Regions from separate parts of the Mus musculus genome. Here region 1 is linked to region 2. Evidence: chromatin loops called from intact Hi-C (ENCODE). Cell type or tissue: heart. All regions are shown on one strand. Each heading gives the region's core, and the rest is flanking DNA. Links, peaks and the distances in the headings are about the cores only.

What was found. Peaks named below come from ENCODE experiments on the same cell type or tissue, not always from the same donor. Only the 100,000 strongest peaks of a DNase experiment are listed, where the experiment ranks them.
Region 1: it touches region 2 in a loop (5-fold over the local background); 2 of 42 quality-filtered maps call a loop at or near these places.

The regions. Positions count from the first base shown.
Region 1 is chr1:184,582,472-184,599,733 of GRCm38, reverse strand. No RefSeq gene overlaps it. Among named protein-coding and RNA genes, the nearest start is that of Gm23349, 11 kb to the right of the region's middle. In heart, for the core only: no CTCF peak of the experiment used is centred there; a DNase peak (open chromatin) is centred at 8,923; H3K27me3 peaks cover 536 bases.
Region 2 is chr1:184,457,097-184,470,988 of GRCm38, reverse strand. No RefSeq gene overlaps it. Among named protein-coding and RNA genes, the nearest start is that of Gm34229, 32 kb to the right of the region's middle. In heart, for the core only: no CTCF peak of the experiment used is centred there; no DNase peak of the experiment used is centred there.

The DNA of each region.
Region 1 (17,262 bases), core at 6,365-11,364, 130 kb before region 2:
AACAAGAAAGCAAGAGAGAGAGAAAGAACAAGAACAAGAACGCAAGAGCAAGAGAGAGAAAAAGCAAGAACAAGAGAGAGAAAAAGCAAGAACAAGAGAGAGAAAAAGCAAGAACAAGAGAGAGAAAAAGAATGGCAAAACCCCGTCCCTTTTAAGGAGAATTATCCTCCGCCTAGGACGTATTACTCCCTGATTGGCTGCAGCCCATCGGCCCAGTTGTCATCACGAGAAAGGCAGAACACATGGCGGGAAAACTGCCCCTGCACGTGTGCAGATTATGTTTACTACTTAGAACACAGCTGTCAGCACCATCTTATAATGGCAAATGTTGAGGGCGGCTCCCCACACAAGTCCAATGGGCCTCTCTTTCTTTTCCTAGTCGGCCATCTTTTGATACACATGCAGCTAGAGTCAAGAGCTCTGGAGTACTGGTTAGTTCATAATGTTGTTCCACCTATAGGGTTGCAGTTCCCTTTAACTCCTTGGGTACTTTCTCTAGCTCCTCCATTGGGAGCCCTGTGATCCATCCACTAGCTGACTGTGAGCATCCACTTCTGTGTTTGCTAGGCCCCGGCATAGTCTCACAAGAGACAGCTATATCAGGGTCCTTTCAGCAAAATTTTGCTAGTGTATGCAATGGTGTCAGCGTTTGGAGGCTGATTATGGGATGGATCCTTGGATATGGCAGTCTCTAGATGGTCCATCCTTTTGTCTCAGCTCCAAACTTTGTCTCTGTAACTCCTTCTATGGGTGTTTTGTTCCCAATTCTAAGAAGGGGCAAAGTGTCCACACTTTGGTCTTCGTTCTTCTTGAGTTTCATGTGTTTCGAAAATTTTATCTTATATCTTGGGTATTCTAAGTTTCTGGGCTAATATCCACTTATCAGTGAGAACATATCATTTGAGTTCTTTTGTGATTGGGTTACCTCACTCAGGATGATGCCCTCCAGGTCCAACCATTTGCCTAGGAATTTCATAAATTCATTCTTTTTAATAGTTGAGTAGTACTCCATTGTGTAAATGTACCACATTTTTTTGTATCCATTCCTCTGTTGAGGGACATCTGGGTTCTTTCCAGCTTCTGGCTATTATAAATAAGGCTGCTATGAACATAGTGGAGCATGTGTCTTTCTTACAAGTTGGAACATCTTCTGGATATATGCCCAGGCTGAACATTTTTTCAGGTGCTTCTCAGCCATTCGGTATTCCTCAGGTGAGAATTCTTTGTTTAGCTCTGAGCCACATTTTTTAATGGGGTTATTTGATTTTCTGGAGTCCACCTTCTTGAGTTCTTTATATATACTGGATATTAGTCCCCTATCTGATTTAGGATAGGTAAAGATCCTTTCCCAGTCTGTTGGTGGCCTTTTTGTCTTATTGACGGTGTCTTTTGCCTTACAGAAGCTTTGCAATTTCATGAGGTCCCATTTGTCAATTCTCGATCTTACAGCACAAGCCATTGATGTTCTATTCAGGAATTTTCCCCCTGTGCCCATATCTTCGAGGATTTTCCCCAATTTCTCCTCTATAAATTTCAGTGTCTCTGGTTTTATGTGGAGTTCCTTGATCCACTTAGATTTGACCTTAGTACAAGGAGATAGAAATGGATCAATTTGCATTCTTCTACATCATAACCACCAGTTGTGTCAGCACCATTTGTTGAAAATGCTGTCTTTTTTCCACTGGATGGTTTTAGCCCCCTTGTCAAAGATCAAGTGACCATAGGTGTGTGGGTTCATTTCTGGGTCTTCAATCCTATTCCATTGGTCTATTTGTCTATCCCTATACCAGTACCATGCATTTTTTTTTTATCACAATTGCTCTGTAGTACAGCTTTAGGACAGGCATGGTGATTCCACTAGAAGTTCTTTTATCCTTGAGAAGAGTTTTTTCTATCCTAGGTTTTTTGTTATTCCAGATGAATTTGCAGATTGCTCTTTCTAATTCGTTGAAGAATTGAGTTGGAATTTTGATGGAGATTGCATTGAATCTGTAGATTGTTTTTGGCAAGATAGCCATTTTTACAATGTTGATCCTGCCAATCCATGAGCATGGGAGATCTTTCCATCTTCTGTCTTTTGCAGATGATATGATAGTATATATAAGTGACCCTAAAAATTTCACCAGAGAACTAAACCTGATAAACAGCTTCGATGAAGTAGCTGGATATAAAATTAACTCAAACAAGTCAATGGCCTTTCTCTACACAAAGAATAAACAGGCTGAGAAAGAAATTAGGGAAACAACACCCTTCTCAATAGTCACAAATAATATAAAATACCTTGGCGTGACTCTAACTAAGGAAGTGAAAGATCTGTATGATAAGAACTTCAAGTCTCTGAAGAACCTCTTTCTTTCTCTCTGTCTTTTTGAGCCAGTTCCACGTATCACAGGCTTGTTGATGTGTAGCTGACCATAGCCTTGATCTCTTCATCTTTCTGCTGCCACCTCTTTGGGTCTCTACTGGGTTCTACTGTGGTCACAGGTGTGCTTCACCATGCCCAGTTTACGTGGCAGTGGAGATAGAAGGCAGGGCTGTGTGCCCTGTAGACCAGTCCTGGACTAATGAGGACATATCCTCAGCCAAGGCTGTGGATCTTAAGAGAAAGTCACAATCCCTTGTGTGTAACCAGCCCACACATCTTTAGCTTCATGGCAGTGTGATTGTTTTGTTTTGTTTGTTATGGTTTGAATATAAAATGCCTCCTGTGAACTCAGGTGTTTAACTACTTGATTCCTCCCTAAAACTGACATTGTTTTGGGAGGTGGCAGGAACCAAATTTATGGTGTATATTTGCTGCATATAGGGATGCAGGGGCAAGCTTTGAAAGTTAGAGATTGGCCTTGCTTTGAGTCTGACCCCTCTGCTTCTTAGCACGCTAAGATATCATATGATACCTGGACAGAGCATCTCCTAGCCACTATGTCTTCCATGTTGTTAGGGACTGCATCCCTCTAAACTGTGAGTCCAAGTAAGGTTTTCTTTTTTCTTCTTATTAGATATTTTCTTCATTTACATTTCAAATGCTACCTCAAAAGTCCCCTATACCCTCCCCCGCCCTACTCCCCTACCCACCCACTCCCACTTCTTGGCCCTGGCTTTCCCCTGTACTGGGGCATATAAAGTTTGCAAGACCAAGGGGCCTCTCTTCCCAATGATGGCCAACTAGGCCATCTTGTGCTACATATGCAGCTAGAGACACGAGCTCTCGGGGGTACCGATTAGTTCATATTGTTGTTCCACCTATAGGGTTGCAGACCCCTTCAGCTCCTTGGGTTCTTTCTCTAGCTCCTCTATTGGGGCCCCTGTGTTCCATCCTATAAATGACTGTGAGCATCCACGTCTGTATTTGCCAGGCACTGGCATAGCCTCACAAGAGACAGCTATATCAGGGTCCTTTCAGCAAAATCTTGCTGGCATATGCAATAGTGTCTTTGTTTGGTGGCTGATTATGGGATGGACCCCCGGGTGGGGCAGTCTCTGGATGGTCCTTCCTTTCGTCTCAGCTCCAAACTAAGGTTTTCTTCTATTAAGTTGCTTCTTGACAAGTATTTGGTCACGGGGGGGGGGGGGGGGGAGCATTTAAATCTTACTATGCAGTATTATCAGTTCTAACAGAAATCAAGCATTTTTGATATTAGTTAAAAATCAAATTAGAAGCTTCCTTGAGGATCTATACATATCAATAACTGACTTGAAGTGAGATAAAAAGTATGGCAAGGTAGCTGGTCCCTTCACAGTATTTCCTACACAGTGAGGGAGTCAGAAATCTGTGAGCCATGACAGGCAGCGTGTAAAGTCTCCAGTGGAGAAGCCACAAGAAACTTTTAAAAAGAATGTTTAACTTAGAGGGAGAAGGAAGTGTGGTGTGTATGAATGAAGGAGGAGATGGCCTCTAGCTTGTCTTGAGTGATACCAAGCATGATATGTGAATGGAGGGAAAAAGGCTGGGGGCAGAGACTGGGAGGACGTTCCTGACAGATAGATCCATGTGCACCATATGTAGAGCGATACCACTAGAGACCACAGGCTTGGGAGATATAGCATGGAGAGTGTCAGCTTCCAGCGATGACGGAAGACAGGGGGTGGATGCCAGATTGTGAAGGATGGCTTGTCTGATGACGGGAACTATCTGCATCAGCGGGTCATAAGTGAAACACGTCCTGCAGCCCTAACGGGCCGATGGAGCGTCTGCTCACGAGCTACTGCCGGTTGCTCATCTGGTTTGATTAAAGATCCATTATTCATGCCAGAAACAAGAGATTAGGCCCTGCTCTCTTGTAAGCATGGAGGATCCCAAACCTGGGACACACATGGGAAGATGTTTGAGGACCACACTTGGAGAATTAGCTGCTGGCAACCGCCCAGCTACTGCTGCAATGCCTTCTCCAGGGGAGAAGAGAAGACATTAGGAACGCAGCTTCAGAAATGGACCTTGGTGGGCCCCAGGGCTCTGAGGTTGGGAGCAGGAAAGAAGGTTGCCATAAAGGGGTTGGCTGCCGGTTTCAGGGTACACAGGCAGGCAAGGGCATCTGCAGGCAGAGCGCATTCTGGGCCATTTTAGACTCCACAGCCCCTTTGCCCGCCTTCTCCCCATCCCGCTTCGCTTCCTTTTCTGTAGGTTATGTTCGTTCTAGCCCTTAGAGCAGATGAATTATAACTGCTGGCTGTTTCTGAGAGCAAGGCATTCTTCTTTAATTAGAAGGTTCTTAACACGGGAGTACAGACCTGCTCACAGGACATTTGGCACCATGGCACATATAAATCCCTCAGCAAGCTCCCCGCTCTCCATTCCTAGGATGTAACACATACTTTGCCACCACGCAGCAGACACTGTCTTCTGGCTATAAGTACTCCTCCTTCTCCCTTCCCCCCTGCACACACTCTGAGAATGCAAACTTCTGTGGTGTATTTTCTTTTTTTTTGGACCGCCTTAGTGACAGTTTTATAGTCTAGAAGAAAGCGAAAATACTTTTGTCCTCTTCTTACTCTAGGGTGCCAGGTTGTTTAAAAAATATATCTGATGATTTTGTGCATTCGTATATGACTCGAGAGATTTCCCATGACAATTAAAGGACCCTAGCTGATGCTTCAAGCATTGAGTGGGTAAATGTGACAAAACCATTTTTTCCTACGGGGGGCGGGGGAGTCAAGCTTAAGCTTGGAGAAATGGCAGCCATCATTTCCTGTAAATGGCCAGAGATGCCTGTGTGGTCCTGTGCTAAAAGCATTGACTGAAATGGCTTCTGTCCATTTTCTCTCATGGGCCCCTTCCCCACTGGAAAGGTCCCCCTTCCATTCCAGGTATGGCTGTGCTGTGGAAGAAGTTTCCAGACCTCTTAACCCTTTCCCCTCCTTCCCACCCAGACAGGCACATGGTAAAAAAAATGATAGATGGTCTGTTAAAGGTAGTATTGAGGCTATAATTGAGATGGGCAAATATAAGCAAGGGGCTGCAGGGCTGAGGGCAGGCCAGTGAGAGAAATAATCAGAAGTTGACAGTCGTAGGTTCTCCTCTGGAAGGGTGCTTCCTACCACATTCTTGGCATCTGCCTTTCAGGAGTTAGCTGCTTTTCTTTAAGTTGGCATGACCATCTGTAACCTGGATCTTAGTCAGTTATACTCAATAAAGGCGTGGTTACCACAGCAACCCTCCCTTTCTACTGCATCATTGCTTCGTTTCCTGTCTTAAATAATCACTTTCATCAGGTTGACACATTGCTGTTTCTTTTATTACCATATCACCTTGACATGCCTATGTATGACTTTACAACGAGCATCTCATTTCTTTGCCATCCTAAGAAGATCCGGTGTCTCCTTTCTGCTCTCCAGGAAGATCTCTTAACCCCCACTTTGGTGGGACCTCTCTCCATCTCTCTGCATTTGTTGACAACACTCATAAAGCCCATGTTGCAAGTTTCAGTGACCTGACAGCTCTTTGTGACACTAGAATGCCCCTTATCTGTCCCTCTCTCTCGTCCCTATCATTATCAAGACCTATAGTTGAGTTTGTATGTTTGGTCTTTTCTCTTGGTCTCTGAACACTAGTCAACCCAAAGCCCAGTTTGGAACAAATTTCACTCCTCACCTACAACCTAGCTGCGTATAATCTTTATATACTAGAGAATCTTATGGTTAAGACATTTTTGCACCACACTGAGTCCTCTGTCTGGAGACCCCCAAGACTCCTATATTCAAACTGCCTACCTTCATCTCCTCCCAAACATCATTCATCCACAATTTTAGACTCAGATGACTTTGATATGCAAAGCTTGTCTTATCATTTCCAGCTTAACCCTCCCACAGTCCTCTCTGTCTCACCCGATGGCATCTTTACCCTGGTAGTTGTTCGCCAGTCTGGGTCCACTTCTTCCTGAGTGTGTAGCCAGGCTCCTTGTACACTGGGCTGGACTGGCGGGAGAGAAGCTTAGCCAGGGAAGATGGATTCAGGCAGGATCTTGGATGGTTGTGAGTGTGCAGGCAAAGAATATACACTGGGAGCAGCTTCGGAGGACTGGTTCAACTTATTAGGAAGGAGGGGAAACAAAGGCTATTTAAACCTTTGAGGAATGAGTAGGGGCTACCAGAAATGAGTGTACATCATTGGCTGGAGACAGGGTGCTGGGGATGCCTCATTTGCATGAGGAGACATTCCAGGTGCTGCTGGATAGAGCCTTGTAAGGGAAGAGGAAGTTTAACCTGGCTACTGGCTACCTCCTCTGGTGAGGCAAAGGTATGTGGTACAATGCTACAAGTGCCAGGATATGCAGGCCCTGGGTGGGTATCTGTGTGTGTGAGGGGTGGGGGAGTGGGGGGGGAGGCAATCTTACTTCTGCTGATCTCAGGAAGAGATTTCTGGGGTTTAGATATACCTCAACCCTGCTCTTGCTCCAGGTTTGTTCCTCCTGGTCCCATGGCTCCCTGGTCCCACAGTTGTTCAAAACAAAGCAAAACAAAATACCAAACCTACCAAATCTCTGTTTTTCTTGCTAGAGAGCAACGTGCCTTCAACAGAATAATAGCCAAGATTCACACAGTGTTAGTGGTGCTGTTCCTTTGGTAGTGGCTTTGCTGTCTCTCCTCTTGGTGGCTCCTATAGATTTATTTCCAACTGGGTCTTTATGCCTCCCTCTTCATTCCCTCAGAGTTTTAACTCAACACAGCATGAAGAGTGATCATTCCAAACAGAAAGCTAGCTTATTTCAGTGTTCTTTGCAAATACCTTTGATATTTTTCCATCTGTTTTGGTCTCCTGGGACCATAAGAGCAAAATACTCTAGACTGGCTTAGACACTGCAGGCTTTCTTTCTCACAGTTTTCTTGGCAGGGAGTGTTATAGAGATGAGGGTGCTGGTGGAAGCTGTGACTGGGGAGTGTCTGTACCATGTAGATGGCATCTTTTACTTGTGTTCCCAGATGGTAAAAGGGGATGATTTAATACATTTTAATTTTATAAGGATACATGTCCTTGGTCTTCATGATCTTGTCACTTCTCAATGGCCCCATCTCTTAATGCTAGAACCTTGAAGGGGAGGATTTCAAACATGTGAGTCCTGGGGGCACCCAGTAATTCCTACTACAGCACCATCTGCCTCAGAGATCAAGCCAACGTCCTTCCATCTTAAGGGATCAGTCTGTGTCCCTCTTTCTTTTGTTCCATGGCATCCTTTCCAACTCTTCAGTACCATCAGGCCTTCCTGAGTCTAAGCGTGTCAGACAGGTCCCGCCTTCCTCCTGACTTCTGCCTCTGTACTGAGTTGTCTAATGAACTCACATCCTTATCTTCCCCATATCTTGTTCAGACGTCACCTTTCAGTGAATCCCACCTTGACTGGCCTATTTCACATTATAACCTATATAAAGGTACCCCTATACCCTTTTATTTTACTGTATTGATTTCCAACAGCACAAACACTTTGAACCCTGCCATTGGATTGGCGTATGAACCCTACCGTCTGATTTGCATAATCATCATGTTTAAGAAACCACCTGTGCGGTCCTTTCCCCAAGAGTATGAGCTTCAATGTGGGAAGCTAAACATGTATTTTTTTTAAACATTGGTTTAATCTGATTTTGTTTAATGTTTTGTATATTGTATAGTATACTTCCATCACCTACATCAGCACTGGGAACTGAACAGTGAGTTCTAAAATAAACATCAGTGGAATGAATGAGTAAAAAATAGCACACAGGTCTAATATTATACAAAGTGTGATCCTGTGACCTCTCTAATCCTTGAAATAGCACACAAGGTTGATATTATTATTATTATTATTATTATTATTATTATTATTATTATTATTTCTCAGAGAGGTTAAACAAGTTGTCAAAGACCAAATGATCAGCAGGTGGTCAGCCTACCCCTGTGCAGAACAGGCTTCCCAAGAATAAACACTGACTGTGTATTGCATGGTGAAGGGCAACTGTAACAGCAGACTGTAAGTTTGGGGCCAGCCTGGGGTACATACTGAGTCTCTGTCTCAAATCACCACAAGAAAACAAATAAACAAAACCACCAACTAACCTGCCCAGCTGTTTGGCAGATATTCTCCAGGCAAACCTTCTACAAAGCCAGTATTCTTGCCTCTTCATGGTCATAGGCATGTCTGCAAACACTTCAACCTATGCCCTTGGAAACTTGCACTGTGGTGAGAGGCTATAAGGCCCAGAGGCTCATTAAAGCTTGACCTAGATGGTCAAACACACAATTGGGAAATGACCCGTGGTTCCATTCATTTCTCGTGGAAAATATTTTTTGAAATCGTTAGCAAACTTCCCTGTGATGAAATTCCCAAGAAAGCTTGTGTAGCCTTTTCATTTCCTCCGGCTACACATGCTTTCCTGAGAAGACAGCAGTGGGGGAGGCTGAGCTCCTCTGGGGACTCTGCAAGATGACTTCCTCTAACACTGCTTCTCATTGCTCTGTGGATGAGTCTCCTGGGCACGCCTGGGCTTCCCGTGGAAGGAGGAAATGCTCATTTCTCGGAGTAATAAATCTGGGTATGATATTAAAATGAGCTCCTTTGAGACTGGCTGGGGTGCTGAGTCAAAGTACCTTGTAGCTGAGTCTTGGGTTGCTTGGAGCAGTCTCTGGGATGAGGTGGTTGCAGCAAGGTCAAAGGCTCTTTGCTGAGGGTGGAATGATGACTTAGGGGAGCTCACTAGGATGTGGGATGATATTTGAGACTAAGGCAAGGGAAATCGTGTCACCTCTGCCTCCTGATCCTTGGTTTCAGGCATTTGTAGCACTGAATGGTATATGTAAGTACCAGGAACTACCTTAAGAAACCATTAAACTTGCCTGGGTGTTATAAGTAGAGAACTCAGCAGCCAGATACTGTCTTCTTGAAAAGGAAAAAAGTGTATTTAAAATATGTCAGACTGATGAGCCTAATCTGGCAGTCTTGATGCACCAGGATTGGGGGGGATACTGGGAGAAGGGCTCCCTCTCAGAGGAGAAGAGGAGAATGATGGGGGAGGCATTCTGGGAGGGGGGCTGGGAGAGGAAACAGCATTTGGGATGTAAATAAATAAATATTAATTAAAAATCTGTCACACTGGGGAAAGTTTTAGAGGATAGATAGGAAAAAACAAAAACAAAAACAAAAATATAAACTTAATAAACAAGACTTTCTTAAGCTCAGATTTAGAAACTGCCAGCTTCACCTCTCTCAGGTGTGATATAGACATGATAAAGGCAGTCACTTAGTGGATGCTTGTGGGTGTACAAGGTTATCTGCAGCAATGGTTATCTCTTAGGTTAGAGGAGAAGCTTAAAGAAACCAAGACTGACTAGACAAAACTCACAGTCTTAAAAAAATATCCAGGGCATGTTTACACATATTCTATACATCTTTCCTACAGACTTGAGTGTGGAATTGCTTATTTCAGCGAATCCCTGAGTCCTTTCAGAGATGAAACTGTCCTTGAGACCAACTCATCTGATTCTCTATCCTGTGAAGAGAGACATGAAGATCTCTTCTGGTTTTCTCACCCTGTGTTCACAAGAGTGGCATCCGCTGCAAGCAGCAGTGTCAGTACCGATACTACCATGAGCTACTACCGGGGGACACTGGGGAGCCTTGAGACAGACACTGCATGTGTTGTTCCATTTCGACTGCAAATCAAGCTCTGAAGGGCTTGGTTCCATTTTAAAGAGGCAGAGGACCAGGTGACAGCCTTCCTGAATAGATGTTTCTAGATGATGTTTGCTGACTTTGGAACAAACTTTCGACTTCCTGTTTTGGTTCAACATACCTCACAGGATGTGTGCCCTTCCAGAGTGTCCTTGTCCACCAAGCTCCTTTCAGTCAAAGCTCATTTCCTTCATTAGTAGTTCTCCCTGGACCCCAGTGCTTTCCCACCAGCCTTACAAGCTACAGTGTCCATCAGAGTGCATTTCAGCCTCATGATCATGTTCTTTCCTGGATCCTTTTCCCTGACGGGAACTAGGCTTTGAGTCTCCCACACCTTCCTTCCTTAACTCATCCTTCTGAGGCTTATCACCATTTGATATTTTCCTTCTTTGTCTGGAGGTTTGTTTGTTCTCTGCATCTGCCCACCAGCGTGTGGTGTAGGGGCTCATTGTATCTGTCGTGCCTGACAGGCAGTATGTGCTTAAAAGTTGGTGGATGTATGATTGAGTGGCCCAGCCACAGGCTTTAGTTTTACTCTCCTACTTCACTTGGAAATTTATCCACTGCTTGATTCTATCAAGCCAGCTTCACCTTAATACTGTGTGTGATTTACCTAGCCCTCCTGGATCATGACTCTCTTATATATAAAATGGTAGCACAGAGAGTCTATACATTTCTATACATTTTTCTGTAAAGATGGATCTGGGTGACCTGGTTTATGTAAAGCATTGGTTTTTTTTTTAGAATCTAAAAATGTATTTTTTGACCATTTCACATACGCACAAACATGCAAACATATATTGATGATTGTTGTGAGTGACTCCAAGCCAAGCAACCACTACCTGTATGTAACTTGTCCCCTAGAGTCTATAAGGAGACTCAATAAATGTATTGGCTCCTCAAAGTGCACTTTGGTTGAATTGTGCCCTGGTTTATCACTGGGACCTTGGAAGGAGATATACACAATGCTCTAGTCTCTCGAAGGGAAGGGATTTTAGCAACAGTCACGTACAACCCAAATCCTCCTTCAAACCGCCCCCAAGGCTCCCACAATATTTCCCTGCCAACATGCATGTTTCTCCTTTTTTAAATAACCTACTGAATTCAGTCATCACTGCCTGCATAGGTGTGAGGCCATCTACCAGAGCATGGGCAATCTACCAGCAGCCATATCTTTAAAGAAAAATGTCTCCTTCCACATACACCTCTCAACCGCTAATGTCGCCTCAGCAAGGGTGGGACTAGTTATGCCCCTCCCATAACTATGCTGGAATGTTAGCTAACTTGAGCTTGGGCAGGTCTGGTGCCTGTGACCACAGCTGCTGTGAGTGGATGTGTGTGGCAGCCATGTTTGGTCCAGAGGACAGGATTTCACGGCACCCCTCCTCATCCTCCTGCTCTGACATCCTTTCCACTCCATCTTCCATGTCCTCTGAACCTTGGTGCATGGGAGAGTGATAGAGATACAGGGCAGAACACTCAACAGTCACGTATTCTCAGCACTTTGGCCAGGTATGGGTCTCTGCTTTGATGGCAGCTCACCACAAAATGAAGAAGCTTCCTTGGTCAAGGCTGAGCACAGCACTAGTCTGTGGGTATAAATATAAATATGTAGAAAGCAGTTTGGCAGCATATTCATCTGGTTAAACAATGGCCGTAGGCTGCCCCCTATACTCTGTAATCTCCCCAGTGATCAGAGTTTGAACAGGTTTATAGAACCAGGGATGAGTTCCTTCCTGTGGAATAGGCTTCAAATCCGATCAAGAGAATAGTTGCTCATCCTGGACCAGTCATATTGCTATTTTAGCACTAGGAGCATCATGCCTGACCAGTTGGTATTTTAGCCCTGAGTAATTCTATGGATGACTTTTCTCCCCCAGAGAACTGCATAGCACTTTCCATCACCAGGAAAGCTAGCTAGCAGAGAGGAAGTCTCTAAGTCGGTGCAGACTTGATTTTTTTTTTTTTAATGGCCTGTCTTCAGAAATTTGGTCTTTTATGTAAAGGTTTGAAAAAGAGGTAGACCACAGCCCTGCTGGGGCATGTGTAACTGGCTTATTCCTGAACACCCAGTCCTGGAATGAGTAGGTAAATGGTAGTCTTTATATTATTGTTGGCTAATAGCTAATGAAGATTTGCTTACTCTGCTTTCTTGAGTTAAGAAAAGGCACAACGTTTCCTATGGAAGAAGAGAGCAAGACAACAGGGACCATTATCCAAGTTGCTTCACACAGTGTAGTTGTACACAGTGGAGTGCCATATTAGATGGATGTATTTTGCTATTATTTTAGCAGTGTTCTATTGGATCCTTTGTTTCTTAAAAAGTGCTGATAATATTTGTATTTTAAGATTGTTGTAGAGGGCAGAGAACATAACTGTAGAGATTATTTTAAAAGCTAACTGCTATATAGAAGACATAGTTTTTATCCATTATTTGTTTATCCTTCTGCCTTTAATTTATTTCTCACATTTTCTTTTAAATTAATTTATTTATTCACTTTACATCCCAATATCAGCACCCCCTCTCCCTCCCCCCCCCCAGTTCCTACCTTTTGCAGCTACTTCCCCTCTCCCCCTTCCCTTCTTCTCCTCTGAGGAGGAGGAGTCACCCCTGGGTATCCCCTCCCCCAGCCCACCCCCAATCAGGAACTGCTGGACTAGGTGTATCTTCTCTCACTGAGGCTAGACAAGGCAGCCCAGTTAGGGAAATGGGATTCACAGGCAGGCAACAAATTTAAGGACAGCCACAGTTCTAGTTGTTAGGGGCTTGCACAAAGACCAAGCTGCACTTCTGATACATATGTATGGAGCCGGGCAGGGTGGATGGGGCTAGGACCCATGCTCTTTCTTTGGTTGGTGGTTCAGTTTCTGGGAGGCCTCAAGGACCCAGATGAGTTGAAGAGTCAATTGGTCTTCCTGTGGACTTCCTGTCCTCTTTGGATCTCTTGGTCTTTTCTCTAGCTCTTCCACAAGACTCCCAAGCTCAATCTAATGTTTGGCTATGGGTCTCTACATCAGTTTCTTTTTCATGGTTTAAAAAACCATGTCAGGACCTGTTGGCAGGGTAGGAGGCATGGAAGCTACTGTCCTGTCCTAAACTAAGGACTAACTGAGCCAAATTCTCATTATTTACAAAGTGAAATTCACAAATAAAACAACCTTAAGTTTTTAGTTCAGTTCCATGAAAGGCAGTGGTGTCTCTTCTAAACTGTAAGTGGCCCATTCACCCATCAGGGAACCAAGCAACCTGGACGGTAGCTCCGAGTCTACCACCAAGAATAAGCTGGCTAGTGAGACGAGCCATATAGCTGAGCACACGGTTTTAGACACTCTGACTTAGTGAGTAGGTAGAAGATTGATTGAAGATGATTTCTGACATCAACTTTGGGTCCCCACATGCATGGATACATGGGTATGTGTCCCAATACATGCAAAAACATGCATATACACATGTGTCACACACACACACACACACACACACACAGAGTACAACCTTTAAAGAGATGAGGTTTTAGATATAAAGTGTCTGTCCTTGCTTAATGGGACCCCTGGAGTCCAGTAGTGAGGTGAGTATGTACTATGATGGGATTCTATAGCCAGAGGCCCAGGAATGGCCATACGTGATGTTCTTTTTCTACTACTAGAAGTAAATTTTTATTTATGACTGTTCCTTTGATATACATGCTCAGACAGTCCTTATTTCTCCTTTTACCAAATTATGACTGTTGTTGGCTCTCACAAATGAAACAAAATTATCTCCATTCACCTGAAGAAGGTACGAACTTACCTTCGCAGTCCCAGAACTAATCATTTTAATATGCGGTTCAAACTACTGTGGTTTGTGAATGGCATAGGCCTCTTTCCTGGCTGAGGTAGAAGCCCATGATATTGTGAGGCAGGTGAATATCTTGGGACATAAATTATATTTCATTAGCTTGGTATAAAATACTCTTAAAAATCAACATCTGACTGTGTAGAGAAACTGTATTTCTGAGTTTGTTGTTTCCCCCTTTTTAAAAAAATTAATTTAATTTTTAAAGTGATAGATGATATATTTATGGGGCAATATGTGATGTTCTAATTATACATGCTGTCTTAGAGTTTCTGTTATTGTGATAGAAACATCATGACCAAGGAAGAAAGGGTTTGTTGTATCTTGGGATTCCAGGTGATAATCTATCACTGAGGGAAAGTCAGGGCAGAAGAAGCAGGGCAGAAAGCTGGAGGAGGTCCCTAGGAGTCCTCCTGCCTCTTCCTCCCAACTCTGGGTTACACCGAGGGCCGTGCCTGGCTTTTGTATGTGGGTGTTAGAGAGCACAGCTCAGGTATGAAGTAAGCACTTTCCGACGTGACCCACCTCCTGAGCCCCCGTGTTCCTCCTCTGTTGATGGTGTAACCCTTCAGAACCCTTCCTTGCAGCTTTCTGAAGCACACAGGCCGCTCCTGCTATCCGCAGTCACTCTTCCGACGGAGCTCGGAGGAAGGGGAGGTGTACGAACTCTGGCCTGCTTTATGCATTTCTTTTGAAACTTCAGAAACAACTTGATGGTGTCACGGGGCAAAAAAGCCAGTTGTCCTCTGAGCTGATGATTTCATCCCAAACGTGGAGACCCTGAGAAGGTTATATTGTTTTTCCTACAGTGAGATATGAGGAGAAAGGTGGTCACTGTGTCGGGGCATCTCGTCTATTCTAAGATGTACAGCGACAAGGAAGAGCCGGCTCTCAGCCACGGGTGCCTACCGTCTACTACCCTGAAGCAGGAAGCCTTCTGAAGGCCCTCAACTCAGCCAGTCTGCCATCGAGGGACCGAGGCGGGACGCATGGGTGTGGGCACTTGTGGGCCTTCTCAGATTTCTCTCTGTTTTACAAACCGTGGATGTGTTTGTTGGCTTGACACCAACTTTACCACTTAACCTTTCTTTGCCCCACAGCCGAGGCCATTTTTGCAGGGAACACGCACCTCTATGTCTGCAGAATCTTGGATCCTTTTGGGGAAAGTCGTGCTCTGGGCCGTGGTGAAGGAGAGGGAGCTATGTACACACAGCTGAAAATGACTTTAGCGCAGAGTTTATTTAATACATCCTCCAAATTGTATTCCGAAGCCTCTGTTAACAAGAAAGCACTCTCTTTTTGAGCAGCGCCGAGTGTTTTATAAATGGAATTTGCAGGCCAGCAGCACCCCCCATTAATTTTCCCTGTCTACAATTACTATCATTACATTCTTAAAGCACTTTTAAAATAAACTAGCCCATGATGTCATATGCACATTCTGAGCTCCAGCAAGAGGGACATCAGGATAACAGCATCTGGACCTTGGACTGCTATCTTCTAGGGAACATCTTGATGGCTGTAATTACTGTCATGTTATGGGAACTTTACAAAAAAAAAGGCGCCAGTGTTCCAAATAAAACATAAAATGGCTTTGATATAATAAATGTTACTATCATTGTTTAAAAATGTTGTGACCCGTCTGCTGTAGTTTCTGAGAAAGATATTTTCCAGCACTTGATATTTCCAGCCCCACCACCCCTTTCAGAGTCTATTACTGCAGATAAGGATGAAGAAAATCCTCAGGACAGATTTGTTTTAAATCAACATAACACAATGCCAGCATTGTCTTTCCTCAAGATGAACCTTCAAATTAAATTTGGGATGAGCTTTACCAGATCTCTGAGCGGCTTTGTTCCAGAGGCAGAGAATGCACCCTATTAGGGAGAATTAATAATTCATATGCTATAGTTGTGGATAATTGCATTTTTTAGGATAAGATGGGAGCTGAGGCAATTTCCTTCAGGGTGCACTTACATGCATGACCAAAGCAGTTAGAAGAGTCTAAACCATCACAAAGGGAAAGAAGCTACCCCAAATGAATATGTGCTCTAGATGTTGCCTTCCCATGGGATCCAGTTTTTGAAGAACCTGTGATGAATCTGGTCAGAGGCATTGGACCAATTTCTGCATGAAGAAGAGTTGTACGTATATGAAAGAAGTCATCCAATGTGTGTGCTGATGCACTTGGCCTCCCAAAGAGGTTTTCTCAAGCAAAATTCATTCATCCTTATGAAATCCAAGTTCCCATTTCATAATGGGTATTAGCGACTCTAAAGAAGGCAATGCTCAGGCAGCTGGTTGGTTTTGAGACTAGCATGGACACAGAACCCAAAAGGAGTAATCTGTTTTGTGGATAATTTTTTTTTCCTCTGCTAGTTTGCTGATAACATTGTTCAGTTTGAAGATGGATCTTCTGATGCAAGCGTTGGGCCTTCACCAGGAAGAAGTTATTTGACCTGATCTGGATTCCATCACATTCAGTAAGTTTATAACCTTTTCACGTGTCACGTGAACTGACAGTTCTCCCATGTTCTCTTGCGATCCACTGCATATTTCAGTTGGTATCATGTTTCCGGTTTTATCTACATTTTATCCACATGTCTTTCCTGTGGCTAATTAGCAGACCAGAGGATTGGGGGAAACAACGACTCAATCACCAGCAAGTTCCTTAAACCTCACTCTTTGTGTCAGCACTGGCCAGCTCCCTAGACTATTCAAGCAAGATATCCTGAAACCCCATCAACCAGAAGCTCTGTTACTGATGGACGGACATGTTGGACCTTCTCTGAGCACTGAGCAGTGTTCATGGCTAAGGGATGTCTAGAAGATTGCCTCCTTTCTCACACACAGGACTTTGTTACTGTCCTTCACAATGTCAGGTTGGAAAAAAACTGTGGAATTGTTTCAAAGGATGTATGATCAATTGGTGATTGACAATTTTCACAGCGCTCAGACGCCTGGGTCAGAATTTCAGTTTTGCTTTGGTGGTCACAACAACAAAAGATGCCTGAAACTATTTTGTCTCATAGCTCCAGCCAATGTCGTTCCTATCCTTTATTGTTTTCAGATTGGTTCCTGAACACTGGATATTTAATAGGACTAGTGAGCAGATGGGTGAAATATCCCAAAGAATGTTTTTTTGTGTATGTTCCTTTTAAAAAACAAATTGAGTCTTCCCATGAAAACAGTATTATTCCTTTTCAGTATGAAGTAGTGCTTCATGAAAGGATGTCAGAAACACCAACTGAGTGTCCAGTCCACTCTCTCGTTGTTGAAGCATTTATGGCTCTTACT
Region 2 (13,892 bases), core at 3,009-8,008:
GACTATGATTCCAAATGGCAGCTATGGGAGAGAGTAACTGCGGAGCAGCAGCCGGAGTACAGGGAGGATGGGCGAGTGCTAAGCCTCCACTGTGGAGGGTGTAGGCCATTCTTGACCCTCTCTCTCTGTCTCTCTCTGTCTCTCTCTTTCACACACATACCCACACACGTTAAATCACTCAAGAGAAATAAGATTAAAAAAACTGTTCAACACTTAAGGGACATTTGAGGGGTCTTGAAAGAAGAGAGACCAAGTATCTCTGCTTATCCTCTTAACTTCTTTCCCATCAGGTATCCATGAAAGGTTACAGGGCAGATTGAACTGAATCTGCTTTTGGAATTTCTTTTCGTCCGGGCTAGAGTGTTTAGAGAGTGAGCAATAACCAACCTTCAGACGCAAAAGTGAGGCTGACAGCTGACCATTTTTAGTTCAGATGAGAGTTTCAAGAGTTATACAAGAGATTCTCCTTTCTCCATCTCTTCCCAACCCAATATCCTGAGAGAGAGAGAGAGAGAGAGAGAGAGAGAGAGAGAGAGAGAGAGAGAGAATGGGTTGCATTGGGGAGGAACTGGGGAAGGAAATCATGAGCATAATATAGTGTATAAAAAACTTTAAAAAGTCAAAACATTAAAAATAAAGCAATAAGTAAAGGGAGGCAAGGGAGTCTATAGAAAAGGACACAAGTGACAACGTGACTCATGTCTAGGAACACATGTGTATGGGAAGTGGAAAAAGAAGGCAGGTGTGGTTCGTGATTTCTGGTTTAACGGCTTCCTCAATGGTTCTTGAAGAATTGTTCTCTAGCCTATGGCATCAGCAGCATGTGCAAACATAGCAGGAATTCAATGCTTGTACCTCTCTGTAGATGCTGAGTAGCAGACGCTCCAAGGATGGGGCCAAAGTTCTGTTTTGTGTAGACTTCCAGGTCACATCAGCCAGGAAAAGGAAAGCATCATACTGATGGAGAAGAGGGCTCTCAGCACAGCATCTACAGTAGCATCAGGATCATCACAAGGGGAACCAATTAACCAGCTGATGTAAAATTAGCTTTGTAGTCTTCCATGCTGGCAAATGAGTGCTGTTTTCTCCCCCTCAGGGAATAATGACAACTGTGTCACACTTCTCCAGTTTGGGAAAATTCTAGAAAGCACACTTTTGAGATGGCCATGATCTCATAAACTGTTGGCCCCAAATAGAACAATGAAGTCCAGTGAGAATCTGACAGTGAGATACCCTTCTAATGTGGTTGTCATTCCTGTCCCGACACGTAGGTCTGGACACGAGAGGGTGTTTGAACCTTTGACATGCTATCATGTTCTCCGAGAACCATATCCTAAGGTACCCCAGATCTTCATCCCTTCATGCAGTTGGATGTAGTAGCATTTCAGTGCAAAGTTTGTCCACGGAAGATCTCATTCTTCATGGGGGTTTCTGGCCTTCATGCCTTCCATGGCCTGGTTTTATAATTTTGGGTATTTCTGTGTCTTTTTTCCTCATCCATAAAATTTGAGACTGGACACGAGTATCTATAAGCTTCCTCTGTAGCCTATGATTGCCTCATCTCAGTATCCCCAAGTCACTCAAAGAGAAATGATCTTGCTTATGTGAGAGACAAAATAATCACCACTTCTGGGTGGAATAGTCAATTAGAGAAGGTCTTTAAATTAATGTAAAAAGTGTGTGTGTGTGCAGATATCAATGAAGGCCAGAAGAGGATGTCTGTTCCCCTGCGGTCAGAGTTACAGGTGACTGTTTGCTGCCTGATGTGGGTTTAAGGAACCAAATTAAGGCCCTCTGGAAGAACAGTATGAGCTATTTAATGCTGAGCCATCTCTCTAGACCTCGAAAATCTTAGAAAGATTTATAAGAAATTGGTCTACAAACCAGGTCACAAATGTCATCTTTTATTTTAAATGTTGAAAATCAAGTTACCAAGGTAATCAATTTATTATAAAAACAAGATAACAAAATAAGTCCATGGTGAACAACAATACAATGAAACAAGTCCATGGTCAAAAACCATATAAGAAACAAATCAGGCCCAGTCATCATATAGGAAAACTGACATGGAAGTTAATCATAAAGCAGAGGAGAGGGAAGTTATAATCCAGGAAGGAAGCATCAGTTGTATTGTCTCGATGACCAGTGTAGACAACAGTTAACTAGGAAAAGGAGATGCAGGGAAAGAAGGACCCTTATTCACCGCTGGAGTGAGAGCAAACTAGTCAGCTATTATAGAAGTTAGTAGGGAAATTAATCCAAGAAATATGACAATACGATATCGCTATTCTACTCTGGGAATATATCCTAAAGATTCTATTCTGTCATTGTACATTTACATTTATTGTTGCATTGCTCACCATAGCAAGGAAACAGAACTAGCTTACAAGTCCATCAACACATGGATGATAATGAAAATATACGTACATATATAGTATGTATATACACAGTGGGATTTCATTGAGGTGTAAAGAAAAATGAAATTTACAGGAAAATTGAATGGACCTCGAAAGCGTTATAGTACGAGAAACAACTGTACCTCAGAAAAACAAATGGCTTGTGTTCTGTCACTCTTAATGTTTACATATTTGTATGTATGTGGGTGTGCATGTGTATATATAGGTTATGAAGCTCAGAAGGAGACCATAAGAGGAGTAAAGAGTGGGCCTGGGGGCAACAGAGCACATGTGGGGATATGTAAGCAGAAAGGTGGCTTCTGGAGTAGATTGGTGTAGAGCAGTTCTCACTTTTCCTCTTGTTGTGACCCCCCCAACCATAGAATTATTTCTGTTGCTACTTCATAACTGTAATTTTGTTACTGTTATGAATTATAAGGTAAATATTCGATACGGAGATTATCTGCTGTGTAACCCCTGTAAATCATCATTTGATCTTCAAAGGGGTTGAGACTCACAGGTTGAGAACCACTGATATAAAGGCAGGAAGTGGGATGGGAAGAAAGGAGGAGATAAAACAACTTTTGTCTGAAAACACTAGAACAAGATCAATGCCACTTTAACACACTGCTTTGCCAACAGCAGTTGTGTTGCAGTATGCTAACCAGGACACATTCCTCAAAGTTGCTTTGATTACAGTTCAGGCCCTGTAGAATACACTACACAATAGCCAGATTAGCTTCCTGGAGCAGTATGGCTAAGTCTGTCTTCCTTGCTTTATGGAGAAAGGCTTAGAAGGTGCCCTTCTGAGACCCTCCCCCCACTTGCCCCTACAATGGCCTGCAGGTGCTAATCAAGACACCTGCAAAATCTTGTCAACAGTGACTGTAATAACCTGCAGCTGGAATGATCCCAGGTCTTGGGAGAATGCTGCCCCATCACATCTGGGAGGGATCTCAATGTCAAGGTAGATCCTAAAGACTCACCCCCAGGAAACTGTCAGGTACAAAATGCATATTCTTAGGAGGCTGTGGTCCTTGCCAGAGCTTAGCATTGACTTCTTACACACCTTGGTGATCCAAATCCAGGCTTAGTTCTCCAATTCATTCTCTGCAGGTTTGCCTAACTGTGCCTCACAGTCACCTTGTGCAGCATGAAGGACCTTTTACCGGATATCAGCCAGAAGGCTGGAAGGAAAAGTGCTACTCATAGGGACAGAGGGAGGAAGGGAGTACACACACACACACACACACACACACACACACACACACACACACACAGGCATGGTAGTGGGGAGAGGAGAGAAAGAAGAAAGAGAGGACAAGAGGGAGAGGCAGGTGGGGGAGGGGAGGGCGAGGAGGGGAGAACAAATTTAGGATCAGTAGGCAAATGTAAAATGTAGCTGGGGAAATTTCAAGTCCTTTATTGAGCTCAGTAGAAAGCCATTTAACGTTGCTTTGTTTTGTATTTGCCTAGGCTGAGCAGAGGCTACAAGGAGGTGGGTCACTCTCAGTGTGTGCCCATGCGTGCTTCCCGAGACAGGTCACATCTATTAGTTGTCTGTTATTACACGTGTTAGGGCTTCCATTGCAAAATGCCATGGACCACGTGGTGTGAATAACAGGATGCATCATTCCCTGATCCTGACACTACAAGTCCGAGGTTGAGATGTCAGTGGTCCCCTTTGAGGACAGTGAGGGAGAATTTGTTCCATGCCTTTACCCTCAGCTCTGCCAGCTTGCTAGCTGTCCCTGGGCATTCCTTGGCATGTGGGTTCACTGTCCCAGTCTCTGTTTCCACACTCACGTGCCAGTCTCATTTTATGTAAGTCCGTTTCTATATTTGAATGTCTCCCTTTGGTAATGGCATCAGTTCTAGTGCATTAAGGCTCTGCGTAATGACCTAATTTAACTCAATGGTCTCCACTAACTTCTTATCTTCAAACAAAATAACAGTCTAGAGTGTTCAGAGTTAGGGACTTTGAGATAGATGCAAGACACCCCACAGAGGTCCCATTTCACATTGCCTTGGGTGAGGTAAACTGCTTGCCTCTGCTCAGTCATCACTGGGGGTCCTGTTTGGTTTGGGTCGAGGATGAGCTGAATTGACGAAGTCAGCTGAGCTTTTCAAAGACGGCTGGTGAAGCGTCTCTCCTCTAAGATGTTCTACAGGATATAAGGCCATGGCAGTCTGCACTGAGGCGTGGGGTCTCTTCTTTCCTCCTCTGCCATGGCCATCTCTCACGACTCCATGGTACATAATATAAATCCCGTTCTGGGAATTTTGAAGCCAGCACTTCTGAAGCCTTGCAGTTGATCTCTTTGTGACGTGAATCCATAAGAAACGCCCTCATTCAGGGTGGGTATTGCTGTGAGGAAGCTCAGAGCTCCTCTGGGAGAACCAGGACCCCCTCAGCAGAGCTTGTTATGGACGGGAAGCATCAACTTCCAGCCTTCTGAGGCTGACTCTACACACTCTTCTAGATGAGCCCTGTGAATTCAGCTCAAGCTGCAGAGATTCCAACCATCCTAGGAGAATTTACTAGGAGACAACCATGGTGCTGAGTCCCAGCCAGACCACACAACCTCTAAGAGATAATGTTAGGTTTTGTGCTCAGCCGTAAAGTTTTAGGATTCTTCACCAAGAAATCAATGGAAGAATTGGTTGCCAGTTGTGGTGGCGCACACTGGTAGGATTTGTTGAAGGAGGCAGAGGCACGAGGATCATGAGTTTGAGGCCAGCCTGGGCTACACATTTTAGAAGCCGGACAGTGGTGGTGCATGCCTTTAATCCCAGCACTGGGGAGGCAGAGCAGGCAGATTTCTGAGTTCCAGGCCAGCCTAGTCTACAGAGTGAGTTCCAGAACAGCCAGGGCTACACAGAGAAACCCTGTCTCGAAAATCCAAAAAAAAAGAGAGAGAGAAAGAACTGCTTATAGTGCTTAAAGTGGCCCTTCATTTCTGTAGTTCTGTAATATTTTATAAGCTCAGTCTACACCCATGTTCTGCAAAGTATTTCCATACTCCCTTTGTTTGAAAAGATAAAACTTTCCTATTTTAACCGAATGACTCACTGAAGCTTTCAATGGAGGTTGCTTAGATCTCTCTCTCTCACACACACTCTCTATATATCCATATTGAATCCATATTTACTATATCTATATCATCTGTATCTATATACTTCCTATATACAATCCCTATAAATATGACATATTACTGGTTATATATATATACATATATATATCCAATAATCTTAGTAAAAATGGATATAGAATATAGGTCTCCACTTGGCAGTATTACTTTGACAGGATGAGTGCTTACATAAAATCTTACTAATTTATTCATCACAGATTGTGAGGAATTGTGAATAGACTCCTCAGCCTAAATCTCCAGGAGCCAGGACCCAACACCTGAAATCCTTTGGGCTTTGCATTTCTTACAACCAAATATGGAAACAGTAGTGCTTCCCCCTCTCTCTGTCTCTGTCTCTGTCTCTGTCTCTCTCTTTTTTAATATTTTAGGAACTGTTTCATATAGAAATGAATTGAGGTCTGTTACGTGATTGGAAGCTGCTATGAGCGAATCACCGTGTTCAAGAGGCATAGGATAAAATCTCAGTGAGTATTGGTCAGATCAAAGTGGTTCCTACATCCAAAACCTCAAACAAAACCGTCACTTATTTTTCATGTTAAGAGCCTTCTGTTTTGCTTATAAATGCTTATTACTGATAGTTACCCTACTGCGATGTGGAATACCTACATGCTTTTATCTTATCTGTTTTGGTACTTATTAAACATCTTCTTTCTACCCACTCTTCTCACTCTACTCTCGCCATTCTTTATGCTCTATTCCTATCAGGGTGTGGGGAGCGGGTGTGGCGGCAGTCCCAAAGGCGCCAGGGACTGCAGCTAAGTCATATGACTTGCACCTGACTTCCTCATATAAGACACAAACATCTTGAGTGCTGGGCAGGTGTACCAGGATACAGGTGAATCCAATTTGGTGGAGATTTGCCCCTGCTGCCCTGATTAGCTGAAGCCTCTCGACTGGCGAGGGGGCGTGGCCTGCGGTGCGTGGATGAGAGAGAGTATAAAAGGAGTGAGAGGCCCAGGGTTCGGGGGAGATATAAACAAGAAGAATCAGGACTGAATAAACTGCTGTTAGAAGGACTGGTGGTCACGTCGTTCTTGCTGGTCGAGAGCGGGCGTGACATCAGGGCACTATATTTATCTTCTATACATGATCAAATCACACGGTATTTCCTTTGTGTTCCTGGCCCATTGATTAAGAGATAATGTCTTCCAGGCTCACGTGTTTGTCATTAAAACAACAACAACAAGAACCAAGATCTCATTTTTTATGGCTGAATAATATTCCATGTGCATGCTCTCTTTTATGTGTTCATCCACTGATGGAGACATAAACCAGGTAGTGTAGGTGTCTCTTCGATACAGTTTCCATCTATATTAAATGTATGCCCAGAAATAGACTTGCTGGATCATGTGGTAGGGTTTTGATGCTTTGAGTAACTTCTATGCTGTTTACCATAATAGCGATACTGATTTACACCCCCACCAAGAGTATATCAGTTTCTTGTCCTCCACACCCTCATCTGCACGAGCTGTCCCTTCATCTCTTGTTAGCAGCCACTCTAACTGAGCAGCCAATGGCATCGGGCTGCGATTTACATTCACGTTTCCCTGATGATTAGGGACGCTGCACATTTCCACCTCCTTGCATGTTTCCTTGTCTCTGTCAAAAAATGCCCGCTCAGATAACTCGCCCCTTCTTACACATTAGATTTCTTACTTTTGCTGTTGGCTGGTTTGAATTCCTTACATGTTTCAGACACTGCTTCCTTGTTGAGTTGATAGATTGCAAACATCGTCTCCCTTTCTGTGTGCTGTCTTCGCTGTTGTTGTGTTGGTTGTGCAGAAGTATTTCCTTTGATTCACGCGCTTTAGAGATGGGAGTGGTTGACCATTGCCTATTTATTCAATTAAGAATCGTAACGTATGTTTTCATATATTCACCAGGAGCAGGGATGGGGAGGGGAGGGGAGGGAGGGAAAGAGAGAGAGTGCAGATATACATAACTCTCAGGTTTATCAACGCTGAGGCATTTGGGGTACACTTAGCTACAGCAGACGGCTTTAACATGCCATTTTGGTATGTGTCCTAAGGAGATAGAGATTCATGGCATACATTTACATAGGAGATTTTGACACGGGGTTTTTCTAAATTCCTAAGCTAAAGTGTGGGAGGAACCAGTAGGTAATCTATACTTCAAATATAAGACATTAATCTCAGTTTAACAGCAGGCTTAGTGAAATCATGACTTTTTTTTTTTATAAAATAGGATTTAATTTATCATTGAATTAGCAGGAGGATTTAAAACATACAGTAATCAAATTATGTGTCCAGAAAGGATTATTCTCAAAATGTGGTCTATCTCCTAAACACAAAGGGATGTTGATAATGATAATTTGGTCTCTTTAACCTGAAGGGGATGATTGACTAAGCGGTGGACAGTCCTGCCTCACAGGCTCAGGTGGACGCAGAGTAAACAGGTAACCGCAAGTGGAGGAGAGAAGACGGGAGCCGAGTCTGGGGACAGGGCAGACAGAAGACCTGCACAGCTGTCAGCAGTGGTATAAAAGGCAAAGCCCACAGCTAGAGTTTATAGATCTGAACTTAGCCCACGATGCAGGAGGGGCTAGAACAAGGCTTAGGAGCGCCAAGGGATGGTCTTAACTGAAGCCAGCTTCCTAATCCTCTTAAGCCTGGGTCTTAAATCAATCAAGCAATCGATGGACCAACAGAAAATAAATTAATTCATTCTTTGCTATATTTGTATTCAGCACCAACTCAGCTTAGGGCTCATGGCCAGGCCTGGGGATGCCATTGTTAGGAAAATACAAGCCAGCCCTGCCCTCCTACAGCTCCCTGCTGAGGAGGGGAAGTTTCAACAAATATGCCAACAATTGTGAGGTTGGAACTGCAGTTAGTTCACTTAAGAAAGGCTTCTATGTCTGTGAAAATGTTACAAAGTTTGCAAACAGCCAGGGATGTATATGACTGTGACGATTAGGTGACACTTAGCTTCAGAGGTGGTTGGGGTAGAAGAGAGCTAGGCTGAGGGACAGGACAGGAGGAGTGTTCTGATGGAAGAGCAGGATCATATCTGGGCTCTGTGGAGTGAGAGATGGATGCAGGAAGTCTGAAGGTCAAGTCTTGGGTCTGTGTTTGCCACAGCCTTAGCTCAGAAGAGACTCTTGTCTTCTTCTCAAACGTCTATACTCAGCCTGGGGCTTTTCACTAGCCAGAGAGGTATTGTCCCAACTGCCTCTAAGCTTGAAGGACTGAGGAAACCCAGAAGTAACATTGTCCCTTCTGTAAGGAGCACAGTGATGACAACGGCTGACCAAAGGCCTCATCTGAGAACAGGGCACCTGCGGAGTCTGGCACGGATGTGGAGGAGAGGCGGAGGTGAACCAGGATGCTTTGACCTTAGGGGCAGAAATACGTGATTCTTCAACATCACCTAATAATGTCTTATCAGCATTGCTCTGCAGAGAGGGCTTTTGATTGCTTTGCTTCATAGAGTTGTGCATTTGGTAACATTCTTCATTTATTTTATTTTCAATTCCTTACTGGCATGATCTATGGAATTTGGTATGTGTTCTAACAATAATCTTGGTCTATTGATCTTCTCTCTCTCTCTCTCTCTCTCTCTCTCTCTCTATATATATATATATATATATATATGTGTGTGTGTGTGTGTGTGTGTGTGTATGTGTATGTGTGTGTGTGTGTGTGTGTGTGTGTGTGTGTGTATCTATCTATCTACCTATCTATCTGTGTGTGTACAATTTTTAATTTTGGCACTTTTTAAGACATGATCTAAGTTACCCAGGATGGCCTTGAACTCACATGTGATTAATTTTGGTTCACAGTTTAAAGGGGTCCAGTCTATCATACCAGGCAAGGCCTGGCAGTGAGAGTTTGTTCACACCTGGCAGAACTGGAAGCTGAGAGTGACAGGGCAGGACTTTGGGCTGCTCTGTAACCCTCAGGCCCATCCCCACCTCTAGATCTCACTCTCTAAGGCCACTCTATAGGTGCCACAACTTGGCAGAAAAGTGTCATTATCTAAGGACCAAGTGTTCACACAGGGTAGCCTGAAGAGGAACATTTTATATCTGAACCATAGCAGGACCAGACACCTTCTCATCCATCCGCTGAGAGATGCAGCCCTTATGGCCTCCTTGACCCCCCCAAACCCTCAGATCAGTGATCTTTCCATCAGCCAGCAGTAAACGAAGAACCAGGAAGGCTGTAAAATAAAGGGAATTATTATTAAGATTTGAATGTATGCAAGTTTAGTCTCTGGTTTAATGGTCTAGAGGGCCACGTGCTAGTCATTGTGGAATGGAGTCACCTAGGTGAAGTGGTCAATGATACACAGCTGTTGCTTCTGCACTGGCTGTGCCCAGCCTGAAGTCAGCAGGGCAGGCAGCTGGGATGTACACAGGGCAGCGGCCCTCAATCGAGTGTTGTGATTCCTTCTGTGGTTGAATGACCATTTAACAGGAGCCACCTAAGACCATTGGAAAGCACAGATTCACAATAGGAGCAAACCTACAGTTAGGAGGGAACAACAAAAATAACGTTATGGTTGGGGGTCACTGCAGCAAGAAGGACTGTATAAGAGGGTCGCAGGGTTAGGAATGTTGAAAACCACTGATGTGGAGTGGAATGAAGGGAAACGGAAGATCCAGGAAAACTTCAATGTACTTCTCTCTTGTTTCCTTCAAGCTTCTTTCTAAAATAATTACTATGCTAGTAACTTCATTATATAATTGACAACCGTTAAAGTTTCACATCATGTTTAATTGTTCAGTTGTATTCCTTGTCTGTTTTACAACTGAGAGATCTCTGTGTTTTTATACTTAATCTCATAACCATTTTAAAATTTTTATAAGCTTGGTTACTAAAAAAAAAAAAGCTTACAAATAAATAAAAACATCACACACACACACACACACACACACACACACACACACACACAAACTAACCAAACCCGAAGTCCGTACAACTCAAGGGACTTCCGTGCAGCTAGGGCAGGCTTCTGGAGAGAAGCTGCGGAGCTTTGAAGAGGTTGTTTCTCATTACTGGAGGTCAAACTCAGGACCACGTACCCAACAAGTGAGCATCCTTTAGTCCCATACCATCTTTTTGTATGTTGGCTATACACCATATATTGTTTGAAAACATTCCTTGTCATTATTTCCTGTTAAATATGTTTATAGTGCACTTTATAATGTGGCAATTCTTAATTTTCATGTAATCTAGTATATATCACTTTTTAAATCCTAAATATTTCTGCTTGTAGGCCAGTTACAATTTCCTGAGACTTTTATTTGATAGAATTTATTTGGGAGGGCTGTGGGGAGGAGCTCTGAACAGATTGTGAGAAAATGATTGGGGGTGGAGAAGGAATAACTGAGTGATGTTGATTCCAGTTGCAAACTCTTGTGAGCAGAGACAGCTGTGTTTCTTTGTGATCTGTGTGCCTTTTGTGTGTTACTGACCTGACATCATTTAACCCCACTGGAGCTGGTGGTTATTCTTGTTTTGTTGCCAGTCTTGGTGAGAGAACACTCGTTTTTTCCTCATTGGTTTTAGCGATCTGTAGGACTTTGAAGTTATCCATTCTAAGACAATGGAAACACTCTTTATTTTCATGTCTTGAGAGTTTTCACCAAAAATGCGTGCTAAGTGTTTCAAAAACCTTCACCTGGAGTCGGGCGTGGTGGCACACTCCTTTAATCCCAGCACTCGGGAGGCAGATGCAGGCAGATTTCTGAGTTCCAGGCCAGCCTGGTCTACAGAGTGAGTTCCAAGACAGCCAGGGCTACACAGAGAAACCCTGTCTCGAAAAGCCAAAAACAAACAAACAAACAAACAAACAAAACCTTCACCTGATTAACTGACAGTCACACTTCCCTGGTTTATCAAAATTGAAACGTGTGATCTCATTGGTCAGTTCTTATATATTAAATCAACCAGGTATCACACTGGTCATGTTTTTAGTAAATTTTCCTCTTAGCGCTCTAGTCTCATATCTCTGTATTTTAAGAAAGTTTATTTGGATTTTTCTTTCTGACAGGCTAAGGTCCCACAACCTACTGAGTATAGAGCTTGAGTGCTTGTGAGGTGAGGGTGAGTTGGGGAGTTGAAGGGGGGAAGAGACAACTAGGTAGGGAGATTAGAGAGGGAGAGAGAGGGAGGGAGAGAGGGGGAGAGGGAAGATGTTTGCAGAGGAGCATGCCTTTCTCTTCTGTAGAAGTTGATTTGACATTGAGGTTTTAGGGCTGGCTTCTTTGAGTGACCCATAAAGCTCTAGTTTGCGATTTATATAAAATGAATGTTTTACTATTACTACCAAGGGACAGGTAATGTGGGAACATTTCCTGGAACAAGGAAGGTGACCAGCACAACATGTAATTCAGAACTGATACATCTTTGGGAAGAATGTGTATAGCAATGACACAATGAGAGACCATGTGACATCACAAATGACAGAAAAGACACCCTGGAAACAAACGTGCATACAGACATGGAGTGAGAAGGGAGCTGTTTGTACACATGGAGTGAGAAGGGAGATGTATGCATACATGTATACACACATGGAGTGAGAAGAGGAATGTACAGACATGGAGTGAGAAGGGAGAGGGGAAGCCAACAGAGAGGGTTGCCAAGGAAGAGAGAGAAAGGCTTTGAAAAGCAATTATATTTTTTGAACATATATAAGTATATATTTATATAAAGTAATGCATGTTTATTCGTTTGTGTACATATCCATCCATGTATACACACATATATTATTTTATATAGGCTTATTTTTTTAATCAAGACATAATACTTAGATTCCTTTCAGCCTATGTTGGCTTATTAGCACAAATTAAGCATGTCTTAGGTTACAGATCAGACTCAGGAATCCTCCAAAACCTTGTATTTCACCAAATTCAGAAGCAACACAAAAGATGGCCACCTCTGTTCTCCCCAAAGCACCAACATCACTCACTAAGTTCAAGAAATCATAAGCAAAAAGGACATTAAACATGGAAATTTTAAAACATTTGGAACTGAAAGAAAATAAATAGAGTTTCTAGTAAAGATGGGAACAAAGCCAAAAGAATTCTTTGGGGGAAAATCTTATGCTATGAAAGACATTTATAAGATGGAAAATAGCAAATGAACTTGAATTCTAGAAAGGAAGAAAAACAAACAATAAAAATAACCATAAATGATGAGGAAGAAAATGAGCAAAGCTGGGAGAAGGAGAGCGGCCCTTCCCAGGGAGGAGCAGACCAATGATCGTACCAGTTACACTGTATGACTTGACAGCCTAGATCTAGCAATATTCATGTAGATACGAAAGTATATATGTATACAATAACTATTGATGGAAAAAGAGGCCGTGCATTTGACAGAGAGTGGGGGGGGGGTTATGTGAGGCTTTGGATGGAGGAAGGGGAAATGTCATTAAATTGCAATCTCAGACACAACAAAAGAGAGGGAAGGAAGGGAGGGAGGGAGGGATGGTGGAAGGGAGGGAGGGAGGGAGGGAGGGAGGGAGGGAGGGAGGGAGGAAGGAAGGAAGGAAGGAAGGAAGGTGAGAAAGGAAGCCACAAAGATAAGGTGAGATGTTCAGGTGAGATAGACTCAACCTATCATGACAACATTTGCTGAGGTACCACAGCCCAGTTTCCTCGACTGCACAATCCTGCCACCTTCCCTTGCTCCATAGACACTGTCCCCCATGAGCTGTCTGAGTTTGCTCCATAGACACTGTCCCGCATGAACTCTCTGTCTCAGTCTGCTTCTCGGGAATGTGATGTTAAACCCACACTGCCGATTTCATGAACTCATCTCACAGAAGCAGCATATCAGGATGAGAACACAGATGACTAGGTGATCCAGGGCCTAAGAAAGCAGGGAGGGAGAACAGGATTATGGGATAATAGGAACCAAACAACATACAGGGTGAGTCTAACTGAGTGAAATATGTCAAAGTAATAAAGACGACTCCCGATCATTCATGTCTGAGCTGAGGGTGAGGCCGATCATTCTGATCTGATCATATACATGCATTGAAATATCACACTATACCCAATAAATACATATACGAATATAAATATAATGTAAATATATAGTTGCTATGTGTAATTTAATTATATACAATATGTATAATAATTATGTATGTATATACATATTATATATAATTAAATTACATTATATATTTTAAATTACACACATATATATATATAAAAGATGAAACCTAAACTTACTGGGAAAAAATAAAACTGGTAGTTTTCCTTTAAAGGGTCCAAAGCACAGGGACAATACATGATAGACCAAGGTCTCCAGTTACAGCACCAATGTGTCTTGCAGGCAGCTCACTGTTGTGGGTCACAGGGCTTACACCTGGG